Linked DNA regions of Homo sapiens: region 2 is linked to region 1. A link is an interaction called in ENCODE POLR2A ChIA-PET data of the cell type or tissue named here. Cell type or tissue: Panc1. All regions are shown on one strand. Links, peaks and the distances in the headings refer to the core of each region. The heading gives the core; the rest is flanking DNA. Region 1 has its middle 32 kb from the start of MGA. Region 2 overlaps RTF1 (RTF1 homolog, Paf1/RNA polymerase II complex component).

Region 1 (4,398 bases), core at 99-4,098:
CTTATGATTGAATGACAAAATAATCAACCCTACTTTGGACTCACAGGCTGAAAAATCTTCACACCTACAATTCACACCAGTAAGCCTCCTTCTATCCAACAATTTAAAGGACATTCCTGGGGTGAGTACTGCTGATTCTACTGGATTTATTACATTAGGTTCCATCTCCAGCAAAGAGCTCAAAGTACACGTGTACTGTTAAAATAGAATTCCCGACTACTGAGAAGCTGGGTGGAAAAGTGGGCAAGTGAAGGAAAAATCTATTATAATAGCCTGCCTCCAAAGAATAAGCATTATTCAGCCCTAGAGAATAAAACATTCCTAATATGTCTCTGAACTAAGACTTCTAACTGACATTTCACTAAACTTTGTACTGGCTAAATTATGCCACAATGAATATCACTAAAACCAACAACTTGACATAATAAAAAGATCCTAAAAATCTCAGCTAATGATCCATATGATCGTGTATTGTAAGATTTAGTTTTTAATTACTTACTCTTTGGCCAAAGCAAAACTTTTAAACTTTTTCAATGCATTATGATTAAGCATCTACCACATGCCAAGCACTGGGAAAACAAATGAATTTTTTTAAAAGCCAAAATGCCAACTGATTTTGTATTTTGCTATAAATTGAAGTATAAGCAACAGCACTGAGGAAGTACCATGCAGTGAAGGGGTCAATTTTATCCGTCGAAATTGGGGAAAATTACATAGCAAATTTAAGGTGGATATTGAAGACTGAGTAGGAGTTTGAGGCAGGGCAGCAGGAGGAGAAAGAGTATTCCAGGCCAAAAGGGGGTTATAAAAGAGCCAAGCACATTGGGCACGGTAGGTGTGATAAAGAGGAGAAAAGATAAAAAGGAGCGAGATGATGTAGAGTACTCAGACAATGAAGGCTCTGGTATGCTAAGCGAAGAAGTCTGGGGGTTTATGTCCTCAAACAATGGAGAGAAAGTAGAAATCTTCAGGCAGGAAAGTGACAAAAACATGAGGATTCAAGTAACAGGAAGAGCCTAGTAACATTATAATCATCTCAAAGGCATTATTCAGTGTTATACTATTTACATGTTGCTCAGTCAATTTGGTCCTGATACCAATACAAAAGAAATTTAAGTATATATTACAATCTATTCCACTCTATGATATCAGTAGTCTCAGGGCTCAGTCATTAGCCCTCTTCTTTACTCCCTAGCTGACCTAACCAGTTACATGTTTTTGTTTTCAGTTTTGTTTTTTTGAGACAGGATCTCCATTTGTCGCGCAGGCTGGAGTGCAGTGGCATGATCATGGCTCATTGTAGCTTCAACCACCCAGGCTGAAGTAATCCTCCCACATCAGCTTCCCAAGTAGCTGGGGCCACAGGCACACCACCACACCCAGCTAATTTTTTTTTTTTCTTTATAGAGACAAGGTCTCACTATGTTGCAGAGGCTGGCAGTTCTATATGTTTAAACACCATCAATGTATCGATGACATCCCAAAGGTATATTCGCAACCCTGATCTTGACCCTAGGCTCTAGAATTTAATAGTCAGCTGCCTACTCAATGGCTATTCCTGGATATCTAGCAGGCATCTCAAGCTCCAAACATCTAAACACTTCATCCAAACTAGCTCCTTCCTGTTTCCCATCTCTGTAAATGGCACCACTGGCTCCAGCTAAAAGCCTTGTAATCATCTTTGATTACTCTCTTTCACTCACCTCCCACAGCTAATCTATCAGCAAATCCTGTTGGTTCTACCTTGAAAACATGCCCTGAATTCAATGACTTCTCACTGCATCTATCTTTATCTACCTCACTAGTCCAAGCTACTGTACCTCACAACACTCCAATGGCTTCTTTTTTTTTTTTTTTTTTTTTGAGACGAAGTCTTGCTCAGTCGCCCAGGCTGGAGTGCAGTGGCACTTTTTCAATGCATTATGATTAAGCATAAGTAGCTGCGACTACAGGCGCCCGCCACCATGGCCAGCTAATTTTTTTTGTATTTTTTAGTAGAGACAGGGTTTCACCATGTTAGCCAGGATGGTCTCGATCTCCTGACCTCATGATCCACCTGCCTCGGCCACCCAAAGTGCTGGAATTACAGGCATGAGCCACCGTGCCCGGCCTCCAACGGCTTAATTGCCTCTGCAGCAAAGCGATGTTTTGAAAACATAAATTAGGTATCATTTTTCTGCACAAAACTGTCCAATGAATACCATCAGTTAGAATAAAATCCAAAAACCTCATGGCCTGCAAGGCTCTACACAATCTGAGCCCCGCCAATTCTCAATCTCATTTCCTACTAGCATGCACCACCACCACCACCACTTCATACCCCAGCACTCTCCCAACTCTGGCACACTAGCCTTCTTGTAATTCCTTGAAAATCCCCAAACTGATTTTTGACACAAAGTCTTTGCATTACTATTCCCACCACTTCCAATTCTCCACGTTTGGGTGTGTCTTACTCTTTATCATTCAGGTCGTGTTATGTTCAAATGTTACTTCAGAGAAGCCTTGCCTGGCAACCCACCTAAAAGAACCACCAAACCCACCACCACCACTCTCTATCTCTTGTATTGTTTTCTTCATAGCTTTTTTTTTTTTTTTTTTTTTGGATACAGAGTCTTGCTCTGTCACCCAGGCTGGAGAGCAGTGGCACGATCTCAGCTCACCGCAACCTCCCGGGTTCAAGATATTCTCATGCCTCAGGCTCCCGAACAGCTAGGACTACAGGCGTGCACCACCACACCCAGCTAATTTTTTGTATTTTTTAGTAGAGACAGGGTTTCACCATGTTGGCCAAGCTGGTCTCAAACTCCTGACCTCAGGTGATCCACCTGCCTCGGCCTCCCAAAGTGCTGGGATTACAGGCATGAGCCACCATGCCTGGCCCTGAAATCATCTTTATTAGCTCATTGTCTACCAAAATATAATTTCCATGAGGGCATGGACTTTGTCCTGTTCAATGCTCAATCCTTAGCACCTGGCACGCAGTAGGGCTCATTAATTATTTGTTGTTGAATTGTAAGATATTACCTAATTGATCTCAACTATCCGATTTGTATTTTCATCCTACTATGAATAATTGAATAATTCCTTTCCTACCTTTGAATTTAGATCCAATTCTTGATTACCAGAATGTTCTTCTTAAAACAGAGTCCTAAAACAGCTTAAAGACTGTTAAAATAAGCTATATGGTACTAACGCCTTTAATTCCTTTCTACAATTAGCCCTTCAGGCAACTTCGTCATTATTTTTCCTTGATTATAATATCCACTATCCTTTTTCTGTATTATTAGGCTTGTCAATGTATTACTTATTATAAATGCTACTGGTAGACATGTGTAGAATATCAACAGATATTTACTTTTATATTGCAAGTAACAAATTTTATTAATATTAGCTATAGAAAAGCAAACATTTAAAAACAAAACTGACAGCCAAGTGATCAAGGTCACATCAATAGTGACAATCATGTTGATACTAAGTACTCTAACCCCAGTCTAATGATGAAAAAAGCATCAAATCCCAATTGAGTAACATGCTACAGAAAACCTGACTGGTATTCCTCAAAAGTGTCAAGGTCATCAAAAATAAGGAAAGTGTGAGAAACTATCATAGCCAAGAGGATCCTAAGGAGACATGACTACAAAAAGTACTGTGTTATCTTGGATGGAATAGTGAAACAAGAAAGTGACATTAGATAAAAAGGAAATCTGAATAAACTATGGACTTTCGTTAATAATAATGTATCATTATTGGTTCCTTAATTATAATAGGCTGGGTGTGGTGGCTCACACCTGTAATCCCAACAGTTTGGGAGGCCAAGGAGAGCAGATCACTTGAGCTCAGGAGACCAACCTGGGAAACATGATGAAACTCCATCTCTACCAAAAATACAAAAAAATTAGCTGGATGTGGTGGTGCACGCCTGTAATCCCAGCTACTTGGGTGGCTGAGACACGAGAATCACCTGTTATTCCAGCTACTCAGGAGGCTGAAGTGGGAGGATCACTTGAACCCAGGAGGCAGAGGCTGCAGTAAGCAGAGATAGTGCCATTTGCGCTCCAGCCTGGGTGACAGAGAGAGACTCCATCTCAAAAACTAAAATAAATTATTTTAATTATAGTAAATATACTATACTAACATAAGATTTTAATAATGGGAAAAGCTGGAAGGGAAGCTAGGTATATGAAAACTCTCTTTGTAGTCTGCAATTTTTCTATAAATCTAAAACTTTTAAAAAATAGTTTTTTTAGGCCGGGCACAGTGGCTCACGCCTGTAATCCCAGCACTTTGGGAAGCCAAGGCGGGTGGATCTCCTGAGGTCGGGAGTTCAAGACCAGCCTGACCAATGTGGAGAAAGTCCGTTTCTACTAAAAATACAAAAATTAGCCGGGCGTGATGGCG
Region 2 (4,398 bases), core at 317-4,316, 190 kb after region 1:
CTTTCAAGGAGAGGAAGTGACAGCATCAAAGTGCCACACCACAGCATTCTGACCTTGACCTTGGCCAATGTAAATCTTACAAACAGCCTTGCTTCTTAGTTTTACATGTGCCTCCAGATATCGAGAATAATTCAATCACTAAAAATAATAGGACAAGTATATACTCTGTCATTAAATGTTGGTGTTTCCCCCCACCAAGCTACATTATATGTGAAACATCTACTTATTTCCTCACTAATATGACATTATACTGAATGTCCAGTGTACCCATTTTTTTCAGGATAGAAAACTTTCAGAGCTTCTCTCCATTTCCCTCTCCCTCATCAATTAGCTAAATATCTTTTTGCTCTAAAATCAGTGCATGTCTCTGATTTTATAAACAAATTACCGATTAACTTTTTAGCTCAGTTGTTCTTGACCAATTTTCTGTCCTAGCAAATCTGAGGGGACAAACGTATTTCTTTCTACCTATATTAATGGCTCACTAATGAAAAGAAACGGTATGAGAGACATATATAAGTTTGAAAAAACTGCAGGGCAGCTTCTGGTACAAGGAGGGCTTCCTCTGATGGAAAATTGCCACTTTATTTAATTTATTTATTTTTATTGAGATGCAGTCTCACTCTGGGGCCCAGCCTGGAATATAGTGGAGCGTTCTCGGCCCACTGCAACCTCTGCCTTCTGGGCTCAAGCGATTTTCATACCTTAGCCTCCCGAGTAGCTAGGACTACAGGTGCCCACTACTACGCCTGGCTAATTTTTGCATTTTTAGTAGAGACAGGGTTTCGCCATTTTGGCCAGTCTGGTCTCGAACTCCTGACCTCAAGTGATCTACCTGCCTTGGCCTCCCAAAGTGCTGGGATTACAGGTGTGAGCCACCATGCCTGGCCCGAGAATTGCCACTTTAACAACCAAATTTCTAAAAGGTTAATCTGCAGGCGTTAAAGACACAAAAGTTGAAGAAACGAGAAGACATAGCAAACTACTTCAGTATGTGTTTTTTCACCCACGAAAGACGTATTAATAATCATTATGATGGTGGCTCACACCTGTGATCCCAGCACTTTGGGAGGATGAGGCCGGCGGATCATGAGGTCAGGATATCAAGATCATCCTGGCTAGCACTGTAAAACCCCGTCTCTATTAAAAATACAAAAAATTAGCCAGGCGTGGTGGTGAGCGCCTGTAGTCCCAGCTGCTCGGGAGGCTGAGGCAGAAGAATGGCGTGAACCCGGGAGGCAGAGCTTACAGCGAGCCAAGATCACGCCACTGCACTCCAGCCTGGGCAACAGAGAGAGACTCCATCTCAAAAAAAAAAAAAAATCATTATGAAAGGGGAAAAAAAGAGCCACTGTCTCAAACTTTATAACCTAAGAATCTCTCAGAAGTCCCCTACCCAATCTAAAATGTCCACAGCAGCAATAAGTTTGAGCTCACAGTAATAACATTGAGTTACACAGTGGCTGGAAGAATTTTTTAATAAAGATTTTAATAGTTATTTTCTGAACTGTCCAAAATAATGAACTATTTGCTCTAACTCAGAGGTGCTCGTGCTAAGCTAGTATCTTGGGCCAAAGAGACATGATGGAAACAGAAAAACAGGCATCTTTCAGAATGACCATGATACAGACGCTGCTGCTCTCGTGAGAGAGGGACTGGAGTAGAGTTACAATAAGCCTGAGGGCCTGGAGTACTAGAATCTGAAGGCAGCAGCAGGAGCTAAGAATCCTGTAGGGGAAAAGTCACTCAAACGCTCATTTCTTGCTGGGCAGGGTGGAGCTTGCTGTCAGCTTTTTCTCCAATACGTGCACAAATCATTGGGTAGTGTTCTAAGATGAGCAGTTTTTTACTTCATTAAGCAGCTGCAAGTAACAAAGGGAACCCTAAACCATGAAGAATTTTATGGATGTGGATCTCCTCTAACACAAGTTGTGGGCTCCTCTAATGCTTTGGCTAAAAAAGGAGGAAGGGAATCTCAGTACTAACTGCAAAAGTTAGGACTCTGACCTAACTTTTAACAACAGACATATGGAGAATGAATGTGTTCCAAGCAGACTTACTGCTTGTATCTTAAGGAATACCAGAGACCACAAACACATTACAGGGTATTCCAGGCATAACACATATTCAAACTTAATACAATACTGAGTGGCAAGGGTGGACCACAGCAGCTGACTTCTGAAACATGAAAAATAAAAGTAGCTATAAGAATAGTGGGAGAGAGGCCAGACATGGTGGCTCACGCCTGTAATCCCAGCACTTTGGGAGGCCGAGGCGGGCGGATCACAAGGTCAGGAGATAGAGACCATCCTGGCTAACATGGTGAAACCCCGTCTCTACTAAAAATACAAAAAATTAGCCAGGAGTGGTGGCAGGCGCCTGTAGTCCCAGCTATTTGGGAGGTTGAGGCAGAAGAATGGAGTGAGCCCAGGAGGCGGAGCTTGCAGTAAGCCGAGATCACGCCACTGCACTCCAGCCTGGGTGACAGAGTGAGACTCCGTCTCAAAAAAAAAAAAAAAAAAAAAGAGGGGACTAGTGGGAGAGAAAATTATTTCAAGGTTTTTCTGTATTGTCTAGGCATTTAAAGAAAGAAAACAGAAAACAAAATGAAAAAGCAAATTATTTCATAGACCCCCCACTGATTTTTTGTTAATTTGAGAGAAATTATAGTTTATCCATTAAAAATAAACAAAAGAATAAACTTTTGGCCAGGCACAGGGCTCACGCCTCTAATCCCAGCACTTTGGGAAGCCGAGGCGGGCAGATCACGAGGTCAGGAGAATGAGACCATCTTGGCTAACGTGGTGAAACCCCGACTCTACCAAAAATACAAAAAATTAGCTGGGTGTGGTGACATGCGCCTGCAGTCCCAGCTACTTGGGAGGTTGAGACAGGAAAATTGCTTGAACCCAGGAGGCAGAGGTTGCAGTGAGCTGAGATCGCACCACTGCACTCCAGCCTGGCAACAGAGCGAGACTCTGTCTCAAAAAAAAAAAAAAAAAAGAGGCCAGGCGCGGTGGCTCACGCCTATAATCCCAGCACTTTGGGAGGCCAAGGGGGCGGGTCACCTGAGGTTAGGAGTTTGAGACCAGCCTGGCCAACATGGTGAAACCCCATCTCTACTAAAAATAAAAAATTAGCCAGGTGTGGTGGCACGCACCTGTAGTCCCAGCTACTCAGGAGGCTGAGGCAGGAGAATCTCTTAAACCCGGAAGGCAGAGGTTGCAGTGAGCCGAGATTGCGCCGCTGCACTGTAGCCTGGGTGACAGAGTGAGACGCAGTCTCAAGAAAAAAAAAAAAAAAAAGAAAGAAATTATCACTACAGTTGATCAGAAGGCAATCACTCCAATATGCACATGCAGGGCACCGGTAAATACTATTCAGCTGCTAATTAAATTTCATTATATTAAATAAACATTTTTTACTTTACTGTTAACAAATATTTTCCTAGGCTGTAGGGTAAGAAATTACACTGAAAGGTGATATCCGGCTTCTCTGCAAGTAATTACTAAGGGGAAGAAAATACTTTAAATCAAATGAAAGGCTGGGTGCAATGGCTCATGCCTGTAATCTCAGCAGTTTGGGAGGCCAAGGCAGGTGGATCATCTGAGGTCGGAAGTTTGAGACCAGCCTGGCGAACGTGGCAAAACCCTGTCTCCACTAAAAATACAAAAATCAGCCGGGCACTGTGGTGCGTGCTTGTAGTTCCAGCTACTTGGGAGGCTGAGGCAGGAGAATCGCTTGAACCCGAGAGGCAGAGGTTGCAGTGAGCCGAGATCGTGCCGTTGCACTCTGGCCTGGGCGATAAGAGTGAGACTCCATCTCAAAAAAATAAAATAAAATAAATAAATCAAATGAGAAACATGTAGAAGTGTTTCAAATATCTTTCCCCTCATCCCTGTCTTCCATTAAGGTTTTGGATCTTTTAGGGCCTGCCATTGTTGGTAGGTAATTTGGGAAAGTGACCTTGGTCTAGACAATGAACAGTTGGATTTTCCTCCTTTGAAGTTAACACCATCACTCGGAGGGATGTTGAATCAATCTTCCCAAAGTTTCTTTTCTCACTAAAGTATTTCCCATTAAACTACAGCATCCTTGATAGAATTTATTTTCTAACTTGAAAGTGAGATTAAAAAGATGACTCAAAAAGAAAAAAGAGAGTCCGGGCGCAGTGGCTCACACCTGTAATCCCAGCACTTTGGGAGGCCAAGGTGGGTGGATCACGAGGTCAGGAGATTGAGACCACCCTGGCTAACACAGTGAAACCCCGTCTCTACTAAAAATAAAAAAAAAAATTAGCCAGGCCTGGTGGCGGGTGCCTGTAGTCCCAGCTAGTCAGTAGGCTGAGGCAGGAGAATGGCGTGAACCTGGAAGGCGGAAGTTGCAGTGAGCCAAGAT

Evidence for each region. Peaks named below come from ENCODE experiments on the same cell type or tissue, not always from the same donor. Only the 100,000 strongest peaks of a DNase experiment are listed, where the experiment ranks them.
Region 2: POLR2A ChIA-PET joins it to region 1 with 5 read pairs; 3 of 35 experiments call an interaction of 5 or more read pairs at or near these places.

The regions. Positions count from the first base shown.
Region 1 is chr15:41,626,571-41,630,968 of GRCh38, reverse strand. It overlaps a transcript of MGA not described here. Among named protein-coding and RNA genes, the nearest start is that of MGA, 32 kb to the left of the region's middle. In Panc1, for the core only: no CTCF peak of the experiment used is centred there; no DNase peak of the experiment used is centred there; H3K27ac peaks cover 669 bases.
Region 2 is chr15:41,439,096-41,443,493 of GRCh38, reverse strand. All of the region lies in intron 2 of RTF1 (RTF1 homolog, Paf1/RNA polymerase II complex component), which reads right to left. Among named protein-coding and RNA genes, the nearest start is that of RTF1, 24 kb to the right of the region's middle. In Panc1, for the core only: no CTCF peak of the experiment used is centred there; no DNase peak of the experiment used is centred there.